Linked DNA regions of Homo sapiens: region 2 is linked to region 1. A link is a loop called in an ENCODE intact Hi-C map of the cell type or tissue named here. Cell type or tissue: endothelial cell of umbilical vein. All regions are shown on one strand. Links, peaks and the distances in the headings refer to the core of each region. The heading gives the core; the rest is flanking DNA.

Region 1 (5,386 bases), core at 66-5,065:
GACAAATAACTTCAGAAATAAAACCAAGGTAAAGAAACTCAAGGTATTATATAAGATAGAAACGAAAAAGCAAACACAAGGAAGTGAAATGTAAAAAGAGACTAAGCACTTTCAAGAGAAATGACATTATTTTAGCGTATAAATATATATATATACACATAATAAATACAAATAATAAAGCAAAACAATGACCCAAAATAAATATTTTTATAAATAATTCCAGAATAACTTTTTAAAAATAAGACTTGAAGCTATATTCCAGTGAAACTGACCCAAGTCCAGTAACAACATACACTGGACCATTTAGCAAGTTTGAACTGAGTGAGTCTACTTACACACAGATTTTTAAAAATTAAACTTGAGGATGAAAAATATAATATATGTGGTATGCAAAACCCGTATATACAGAGGACCAACTCTATATGCTAATAAAATGACTAGAAAATTAAGTAACTAATAGAAAATGAAAATGTGGGGCTGAATGTAGTGGCTGATGCCTCTAGTCCCAGCGTGTTGGAGGCAAAGGTTTGGGGGATTGCTTGAGGCCAGGAGTTTAAAACCAGCCTGGGAAACAGAACAAGACCCCATCTCTACAAAAAATGTTTAAAAAAATAACTAAGCATGGTGGCATGTGCCTATAGCCCTAACTGCTCAGGAGGCCAAGTAGTGGGAGGATCACTTGAGCCCAGGAGTTCCAGGCTGCAAGAAGCTATGATCACCACTGCACTCCATCCTGGGCAACAGAGAGATCAAGAACCCGTCTTTAAAACAAACAAACAAACAAAAAACCACAAAGAGGGCTGGGCGTGGTGGCTCATGCCTGTAATCCCAGCACTTTGGGAGGTCGAGGTGGGCGGGTCACCTGAGGTCGGGGGGTTCGAGACCAGCATGGCCAACATGGCGAAACTCCGTCTCTACTAAAAATAGAAAAATGCACTGGGTGCGGTGGCGCATGCCTGTAATCCCAGCTACTTGGGAGGCTGAGGCAGGAGAATCACTTGAACCCAGGAGACAGAGGTTGCAATGAGCTGAGATTGGACCACTGCACTCCAGCCTGGGCAATAGAGCAAGACTCTGTCTCTAAAAAAAACATAAAAATAGAAAAACAAACAAACAAAAACCTTGAGAATAAGGCATGTATCACACTTATTCAGAGCTGCATTAAATGCCAGTAGAGAATGTTGAAACACCTAAAAAATATATGCAAGGAAACAGAGTGTGAGCCAAGTGTTAAATATCCAGGCTAAGTGTCCTTGAATTATCTTTTTCTTTTGCTACAAGAAGGCAGTTTGCTACAGAGAAGTTTCCAGGAAATCATGAATGGCTTCATATCCAAGTAGTTAGCCTCACTAGAAAAAAACCACAGGTCTCCGAGGGCCAGTGTGGACACTGGGGGCAGCCAGCCAGGGAGCTGCCCTGTCGCCTCAGCGGCTCACTCTCCTTCAACTGAGAATCATGCCGTGTGTTCAATTTCCCTTGACCTTTTACCAGTTGACCTTTTGACAGAATATTTCAGTGAGAATGCATTTTCATGCCTGAATCCAAGATTGTTGTGTAGAATTTTCTATAACTAATCACAGTGCTGCTCAATTCTACCTTTTCTGAAGTTTATACTTCATAAATGCTTCATTCTGTCAGTATTCATGCCATGAAAATCACAGTAAGATTGTTTTTCTCAGCCAGCATATTTTGTTTTCTAATATTTAAAATTAAAATTACTTGAATACTTCCTTCATACTTATTCTGTTAGGGATTTGTGTTAAAGAATGAAGTTTGTTTTTTTTTTTAAGGTTTGAAAATCGTCAAGCAAACTTTAAGAGCAAAATTTCCAAGACAGCAGAAAGTTTTAAAAATAATATAGCTGGTAATTATTTTCTCCTGATTAAACTTAAATATTCACAGAGACAATGAAATTCTGAACTTACCAAATTTGTTACCATTTTCACAGGTGTAGCTATCCACACCAGTCACCAGAGTTCCTCAATATTATCTGAGAGAGGAGTATAAACATAATATGCCCCAAGGACCCCTGCAATCAGAAACAAAATAGTCTTTCTTCCCATGATGTTTCCCTTCTGCTCTTTCTACTTTGGCAACACAGCAAATACTTGTTTGAAACATGCAGTGGCTGAATTTTCATTGTTTTAAGCCCTGCCATAAAGTGTTACATAACTTCCTGAGTACAAATTCCACTGTTCAGTTTTCATTTCATGGGCAGACCCTAAATAAATATACTTAGCAGAAATACAAAGGCGAGCTCTGAGAAACAATCAGCACTTATTTTCTGCAAGTTCTGTCAAATCCAACAGCCTTATTACGTTGCTAGGCAGTTAGTAAACAAACATTTAATGCACAATTACTAAGAGCTGAATACCTTATTTTTAAAAAGGCCATGTGACAGTGCAAGAAACGCAGTGTATGTCTCAAATAACAAACCTTCGAGTAAGGAAGAACAAACAGAATTTTTTCGTTGTTGTTATGTTTTGTTTTGTTTTTTTGAGATGAGAATCTCACTCTGTCGCCCAGGCTGGAGTGCAGTGGCACGATCTCCACTCACTGCTACCTCCGCCTCAAGGGTTCAAGCAATTCTCCTGCCTCAGCCTCTCAAGTAGCTGAGATTACAGGTGCACACCACCACGCCTGGCTAATTTTTGTATTTCTAATAGAGATGGGGTTTCACCATGTTGGCCAGGCTGGTCTCGAACTCCTGACCTCAGGTGATCCATGCGCCTAGGCCTCTAAAACTCCTGGGATTACAGGTGTGAGCCACCGCACCTGGCCCAAACAGAATATTTTAAAACTTACAATCATGGTGGAAGGGGAAACCGGCACAACTTCACATGGTGGAGCAGGAGAGAGAGCAAGTGAAGGGAGAGGTGCTACACACTTTCAGACAACAAGATCTCATGAGAACTCTATCACAAGAACAGCATGGGGTAAGTCTGCCTCATGATACAATCACTTCCCACCAGGACCCTCCTTTAATATGAGATTTCAGTGGGGACACAGAGCCAAACCATATCAACATCTAAACCTAGAAACTGTATAATAAAAATACAATATTACAATCCTTTGAGACCACCATCAATATGTGCAGTCTTTCACTGACCAAAACATTGCTATGGGTGTACGACTGAATGTAGATGCAGATATATGTATGTATAAAACAGGAAACATATTGTGGAAATTGGCTCTTGTGATTGGAGAGGTGTAGTAGTTCCACTATCTGTCATCTTCAAGCTGGAGAACCAGGAAAGCCGATAATGTAATTCAGCCTGAGTCTGAGGCCTGAGAACCAATGCTGTAACTCCCAACCTAAGTCTGAAGTTGTTATTAACCTCTGCATTTCTATCTTTTTAAATTTGAGGATAATTGCTTTATGGCCAAGAATTAAAAAAAAAAAAGTTTAATGTGTACTTTACTTTAAAAGAATGTGTATTATGACATTATTTGGTATGGGTTCAATTTGTGTAAATTAAGTCAGTAGTATTAACTGTGTTATTGAAACTTTTTTTTTTTTACTTAATTTTTGTGTTTTTCTATCGGTTACTGAAAAAATGAGTTAAAATCTTCTACACAGGTTCTCAGCTTTTGAAAATCCCCAAATCTCCTTAGAAGAACTCACAGAGAAATAAAACAAAACCAAAAACCTATGGACAACATAATATGAAGAAAAATATGAGGCAAAAATATAACAACAAACCAACTTCCAAGTATCTATGTTGGAAATAATTTACCAACAACTACAAGGCCTGTGTGGTATAATCTTCCCTATGTGCAGGTGGAAGCAGAGGAAAGCGATGAAGTATTTGACAGAATAAGAATTAACCAACAAATATTCACCTGAAATTGTGGTTACAAATCTGAGAAAACAGTTGAAACTGGCTGGGGTTTGCATAGTCTTATGCTGTGTAAGCTATCTGCAGTGTGACCTGAAGGGGTTGGAACAGGCTGGGCCCTACTGTCCCTCAACACTAATCAACCAAAGGTTCTTCCAGGGAAGAACCCCACACTGAGAAGAAACTAAGAATCTAAATTAAGCAGGAAATGGGGAAAGAAGTGGATTAAATTGTGGGAATAAAATGGAATATTTCATAAGAACAACAGAAGAGGAAGTTATTAATAGAAAATATACAAAATCATGGTTCCTTTCTAAGGAACTAACTTCTAAGCTAATGAATTTCCTGTGAAAATGAGCCTCAGAAATAACTGAGGTTAAATATCATTCAGAGTTATTATAATAGCAAAATAATAAGCAAAATAACCTCTTTATAGACAATTAAAGCCCACAAAGCAGAGGAAAACTATATCCTAATGTTTTAAAATTAGCCAAAGTCATTAACACAATAACCTGCCATGTGAAAGAACATCATAAACCAGAATTATGAAAACTCAGAAATTAGTCAATAACACAATAAATAACCCCCTGAACAAATGAAAGAACAAACAAACAACACCATTTCAAAAATAAAGACTAGACCAAAATGGGCACAAAGGAGAATAAAAATTATATAAAGCTACAAGGAATACAGAAAATGTCATAGGGGAAATACAGCGTGAAAATGAGATAGAAGTTTCAAATAAAAGGAAGTTAACGGCTACATGCTCTATGATTCATTTTTATGAAATCCGGAAAAAGGTAAATTTACAGAAAAAATGGATCAGTAGTTTCTGTGGGGCTGAGGGCAAAAAAAGGGTTTGACTACAAGGGAGAAATAGGAGAAAACGTTTTCAAGCTATGAAGCTTTTCTGTGCCTCAGTTATGGTGAAATTTACATGATGGTATACATTCTTCAAGACACACAGGATTGTATACCAAATATGGTGAACTTTATAGTATATAAACATGTAAGTGAATGCAAAAAGAAATTAGGATCAAAATTAGAATGACTTTTAAAAAAACAGCAAATGATGAAGACAGGGAAAGAACATCCAACATAGATAGAATGATATTTTACATGAAAGAAAAACCAAAGCAAGGGAATGGAACAATTATTAAAAACTATATTTCAAGATATTCCTGAAATCTTAAAAAAATTAAGATTTGAAACTGCGTATTAATGAGGTAAACAACATAACTGGGAAAAAATTTAAAGCATAGTAGCCAATACTGACATATTCTATTAATAGTAAGATTATTAGACTTAAAAAATCCCTTGCACAGGCCAGGCTCAGTGGCTCACACCTGTAATCCCAACACTTTCGGGGGCTGAAGCCAATGAATCACGAGGTCAGGAGTTGGAGACCAACCGGGCCAACATGGTGAAGCCCTGTCTCTACTAAAAATATAAAAATTAGCCAAGTGTGGTGGCACACGCCTGTAATCCCAGCTACTTAGAAGGCTGAGACAGGAGAATCATTTGAACCCGGGAGGCGGAGGTTGCAG
Region 2 (5,386 bases), core at 168-5,167, 140 kb before region 1:
TTCCTTTCCAGACTCATCTGTCATCATTAGTCTACATGTCTCACTCCTCCCCTCCAAATTGAAGTACTGAGATAATTCAGAATTTTCAAAAATTACCATGGATATTTATTCAGAATGAGCCAAACTGTTAGGTTTGAGGGCACAGTCCACATACTGCCATGTATGCACAAGACTTCTGACACAGTTTTAAAGGAGCTAGAGTCCAACTAGAGTCCAACTACAGAGTTAGTGTGAAGAGTCCATACAAGACCACCCTCACTTCTGACACCAAATACAAGTTTGGAGGTTCTCCAAACCACTCTAAGTTTTGAAAAGTTACTAGAAGTTTTCACAAAACTCACTGAAAGCTATGATGTTAATGGTTTATTACAGGGAAAGGGGACAGATAAAAATCAAGCAAAGGAAGAGGTGCATAGGGCAGTGTCTGGAAGAATTCCAAACATCAAGTTTTTGTTTTACTCAACATGCATATTTCATTATCAGTTTTTGATAGCATGCATGGAATACTGCCAACCAGGGAAGCTCACCAGAGCTCTGCTGCCCAGAGTTTTTATTGGGGCTTCATTCTGCAGGCATGCTTGTCAATTGCCTATGTAGTTGATCTCAGTCTCTGGGTTGACTGATACCATGAGCCCAAAGTCCCTATCCTAAATCACATGATTGGTCCTAACGTAGCCAGCTTCTGCTGTAAGACTATGGAAATCAACTTCTATCCTCAAGAAAAACACTCCTATCAGCTACAACAGATTATCTCCCAAAAGCCAGACCTGATTTAGGGCAAGGCCAAATTCTTTACTACACATTAATCCTGCTTGTTTGTTTTTGGACATAGAATATTATTCTGTTTGTATATCTGGGAAATATTGTTCCTTTGTGATTCAGTTCAAGTGACAGCTACATCATGAGGCATTCCCTGTAAAACCTTTCTACCTCTTTCCCATATACAGTTAAATCTCCCTTTTTCTCTGCTCTCTTTAGTGTCTTTTCAATACCTCTGCTATAGCTGGTATAGCACATTTTATAATAACTTTTACTTCTTCCCTCTCTATAATGTGATCCACTAGTAGTCAGGGACTTAACGAGTATTTATCTACTCATCACCAATGTCTGAAACCATTGCTTACACAGAACCAGTGCTCATGAATAGCATGCCAGGCAGAATGGAAACGTGAGATGGCACAAAGAACTCTTGCTGCCACCATGATGTTGGGTGAATATCCAGATTCCTTCTACATGAGAAGCCAACTTTTTTCTCATGATGCATTTCTCATTGTTGTCCTGCATGCAGTGGGTTGATCCAGTGGGCTTCAACTCTTCTGCTTGGAGAATAAGGTCTTTAGAGGAGCATTCATGACATCTCGGTGTTATGATAGTATGTTTCTCACCTTTACTCAAAGTAGAGGATACACTGGAACTACTCTTAAGGAGAGGACAACACCTTCTTTCTCCTCTTCCTTGCTAATGGAGAAGAAAATGGGAACTCTTATTGCCCTCATTTGGACCATTGAGTCATGAGTTTTATGTAAATTTTGGGAGTTTGTGGGTAGGGAGTCAGGGGAGTGGGGTTGCAGAGCTTCTTCTGTGAAGCTTCCTGATTGACAAATGGTTTTTAAGAACTGCTTGATAGCTCCACTCCTCGTCTCTGGGTCTCTGGCTCCACCATATATGCAAGATGAAAACCCAGTTGATATACTTTCAGACATGGGATTCCATTTTACCTATCAAGTATTTTATGCTTATTTGAAACTAAATTCTACAGGCTTTGTAACAGGGCATCTTTAATGTTTTTCTATATAATTGCTGTGATAAATCAACATAAAAGATGGTAGACAAACCCCTTATAGCTTCTCCTGCAACTTAGGAGAAGCAGCCTACAAACAGCCATGGAGGGGCATAAGGCTCTGGTAATTCCATTAAGAGTCAAAGAGGAAATCTAGTAGCAACACTCTTAGTGACATTGGATGCCCTGACTTGAAAACCTATTGTATTTTCTGCCTCCTAGGAGAGTTCCCATGTGATTAATAAACTTGTTAAGTCTCTTTGGCATGGACCTCCTATGGAATGATAGGAACTTTTGATCTCCACCAAGTTTATACTTGGTGGAGATTAATTGATAAAAATATTTCCAGATTGACTAAAAATAAAATAAAATTGCTTTGGTTGGAAAGAAAACAAGTGGAAAATTTCAGGTTGGAATTATCTGGGCATAGAAATTATAAACTGATTCATAACTTGGAGAAAGTTGTCCAGATTTTGTCTCTCTGATTCTAAACACAGGAAAGTCAATGCATACTGATTATAGAGTGTAATGGCTGAGTCATTCCCAGATACGCTGATTTGCTGGATAATATTTTTCTCTGAGAAAATAGTCACATTTTGTGTGAACATTAGCTGCTGTATCCTACAATATGATTGATTCTGGCATGTTTCCTCCCTAGAGGAAATTATTATGCTTCATTCTCAGCACAATGGAGCAGTATTTCTGGCCAAGACCAACTGCTTCCATAACTAATGCCTTGGGCATGATGACACTATATCATATACCATTAATTGGTGATCATTTATTTCACGCTCTGAATAAGGTTCTCCTACTTTTGGGGAAGATGTAGATACAGTTTGCTAGAATGCTTACCTTTCTCGCTCCACTCTGATCCATACCTCCAAATCTGCCTCAAAGGCCCTATTATCAGTCCTTCATTTCCACCTAGAAGGAGGCTAGATTTCAAGTTGCTTAATTCTCAGTTGCTGTTAGTAGAATCTCTGGTGGAAGCACTAGATTATCAATCATGTCTCTGTCCACCCCAACTGTGTGAGGCTCTTTCAGTTATCATCCCAAATAGATTTTACTACTTCACTAAAGAGGGTATCAGTGTCTGAGGATGATACCTGCCTAACAGAGCATTTGCCTTCTCTGGTTTAACCTTGGCCAGCAACAACTCTCATAGCCAGTGAACCTTGTAGTACTGTCCCACCCAATTTAGAACAGTTAGGACATAAATAAGAAGTAAGAGTGTTGTTACTGGTCAACTCTTAAAATGGTCTTTCAAACACATACACCTTAAATTTATTCATGTAGCCCACCTCTTCGATAAAAAGTCTACTTTGTGAATAAGAGGTTGAGCTTTTAGTCAAGGACTAGCAAATGCCAGAGTTTCCATTCTCCAATTATTAAATTTTTAAAAGTATATTACCACTCTTTCAACTTCTGAGCCACCATCAATGTGTGATGTGCAATGGTTATTAAAGTCAGCAGAATTTAAATTGAGATGTTTGATTAAGACAAACATGCTTAATCTCACTAAATATTAGAGTCACCTGGGGAAGCCTTAAAAGGAAAATCGATTACTTGAATTGGAATTTCTGAATTAAAAAAAAAATACCTCACCAGGTTGTTCTAATAGTCAGCTAAGGGGGAGAACACCTGGTTGAGGGTTTAGACTACCTACTCCAAGCTTCCCTGGAGGTGATAGGGTCACTCGTCTCTCTCCCACAGCCACTATGGGCATCTTTGAACACATGGGAGGGAGCTTTGTGCTAACCAAATGCTTACAAGTCAAATGAATGAGGATCCAGGTGTAATCTTTCACTGACAGCATGAAACACCAGCTAAACTTTCAGAGCATCTTTACTTCTCTAAATCTCCTGAAAGGAGGCCAGCAGATAAGGACAACAGTTGCTCTGATGAGAAACTATATCTACTGTAAAGTTAGCAGACGAATAGGCGCAGGCACAACAGAACAGAACCCTACTTCTTAGGGAACATATTCAATTCTGACTCATTGAGATAGTCTGTCACTCTAAGGATTTAGTTTTTTTTTTTTCTCCAAAGTCTTCCCAAATACAATCACATTATCTAAATATTCTAACACTTGTAAATCAGTCACTGGTAGTAAATGGTATCTGGAGAAACCCCAATCCATTGTTTTAGGATAGGAAAAAATTATTCTGAACAAATGAATACTAAATTCTTCATACCTGTTCTGGCCTCCTAATAGCCATTCTTTGAAACTAACAATAACTACTGTCTCTACTAGAAAGCCCAGGGCATACTAACAACAAGGTATATCGGTCGGACTTAGGCCATTTGTTTAGTATATAATAGTCAATATCTATTTTATTTCTAGATTTTTCAGTAGTCATTTGGACTCCAAAAGTCAGTTCTGTGATGATTACAAGGTCTTTCGTATGGTATCATGATTTTTTAACCATACTTTATAAATGATCTAGTGTCTTATAATTGTATTTAATACTATTCTTTTTTCCAACAACCCATCCCAGTCTTAGAGGCTGTTGCATCCCTGTCAGGTAGATCCCTATTTTGTCTCCTTCTAATGCACAATTCTAAGGAGTTATTGAAGTCAAAATTGTCTAAACTCAGCTTTCAGGCTGCTCCCATTTGAAATTACTAGCTGGGACATGTTGGAAATTACACCTTTGGGTAAGTCTTCTGATATCTGCCAGTCTCCACAATCATGTGGATAAGTGTGGTCATATTCAGTTATTAGAAAAACTTCACTGAAAATTCTAATTCAAAGCCTTTTCTGCCTTAAGATTATACCCTCCTTTCTCTTCTGCTCTCAGATTCCTCTAAGGTCAGATTCATGTTGCTGTAGTCCCTGGTCTTTGACGTCATGTAGGTAACAAGTCTCCTTACAGTGGCCTGCATGGGCAACACGTATGAGTTCCTTGGAGGACCTGTAGGAAGTCTCCTTGATGCAGAGTTATCTGGGTCTTGTGTTTTCAAGCAGACGTTTTTGAGCCACTCAGCAGCTCCAACTTGTGCTTCTATGATCATCTTACTTAGGTGATGGGTCTCTGAACTGAGGACTAGTAAAATGGTTCAAGCCTAATTCCCCTTGATCAATGAAAAACTTGCATGTCTTTGCCAGGCTAATAAAAGTTACATTGCTTTTGCTTCTTATATATTTGCTGATATGGAGTAATCTAGCAAGCTTTTAGTCTTCTCAGTCTTCCGGGTAAGAAACAGTTTGAGTCACTACATTTACATATACATTCAAACTTCCAGGAGTGTATGTCTGGTCCCCTAAGAAGTCTCTTATTTTGCTCTATCCTTTAGATTGACATCTTCTTTGCTCATTACGTAGCAGAAAATAAGGGATCATCCTCATTTAATCTTCAAGAACTTCCTTTGAGAAAGAAACTAATTAATTGCCCTATTATTGGTCTGGTATTAAACCCTCCTTCTATTCTATCTGCTGTGGCTAAAGAGATGGATTGTGTGGTAGCTTAGTCTGATCAGGCTGCTACAACAAAATACCTTAGAATAATTTATAAACAACAGAAATGTATTGCTCATAGTTGTGGAGTCTGGGAAGCTCAAAATTAAGATTCGGTGTCCAGTGAAGGCTCATTCTTTATAGATTAT

The links. A loop is a pair of places that touch in the nucleus more often than their neighbours do. Peaks named below come from ENCODE experiments on the same cell type or tissue, not always from the same donor. Only the 100,000 strongest peaks of a DNase experiment are listed, where the experiment ranks them.
Region 2: it touches region 1 in a loop (5-fold over the local background); 3 of 110 quality-filtered maps call a loop at or near these places.

What each region holds. Positions count from the first base shown.
Region 1 is chr3:151,767,151-151,772,536 of GRCh38, reverse strand. All of the region lies in intron 2 of AADACL2-AS1 (AADACL2 antisense RNA 1), which reads left to right. It also overlaps the pseudogene AADACP1. Among named protein-coding and RNA genes, the nearest start is that of AADACL2, 36 kb to the right of the region's middle. In endothelial cell of umbilical vein, for the core only: no CTCF peak of the experiment used is centred there; DNase peaks (open chromatin) are centred at 1,416, 2,206 and 3,196; H3K27ac peaks cover 3,629 bases.
Region 2 is chr3:151,906,829-151,912,214 of GRCh38, reverse strand. The region is part of intron 1 of AADACL2-AS1 (AADACL2 antisense RNA 1); the gene reads left to right. Among named protein-coding and RNA genes, the nearest start is that of AADACL2-AS1, 19 kb to the left of the region's middle. In endothelial cell of umbilical vein, for the core only: no CTCF peak of the experiment used is centred there; a DNase peak (open chromatin) is centred at 2,364; H3K27ac peaks cover 1,796 bases.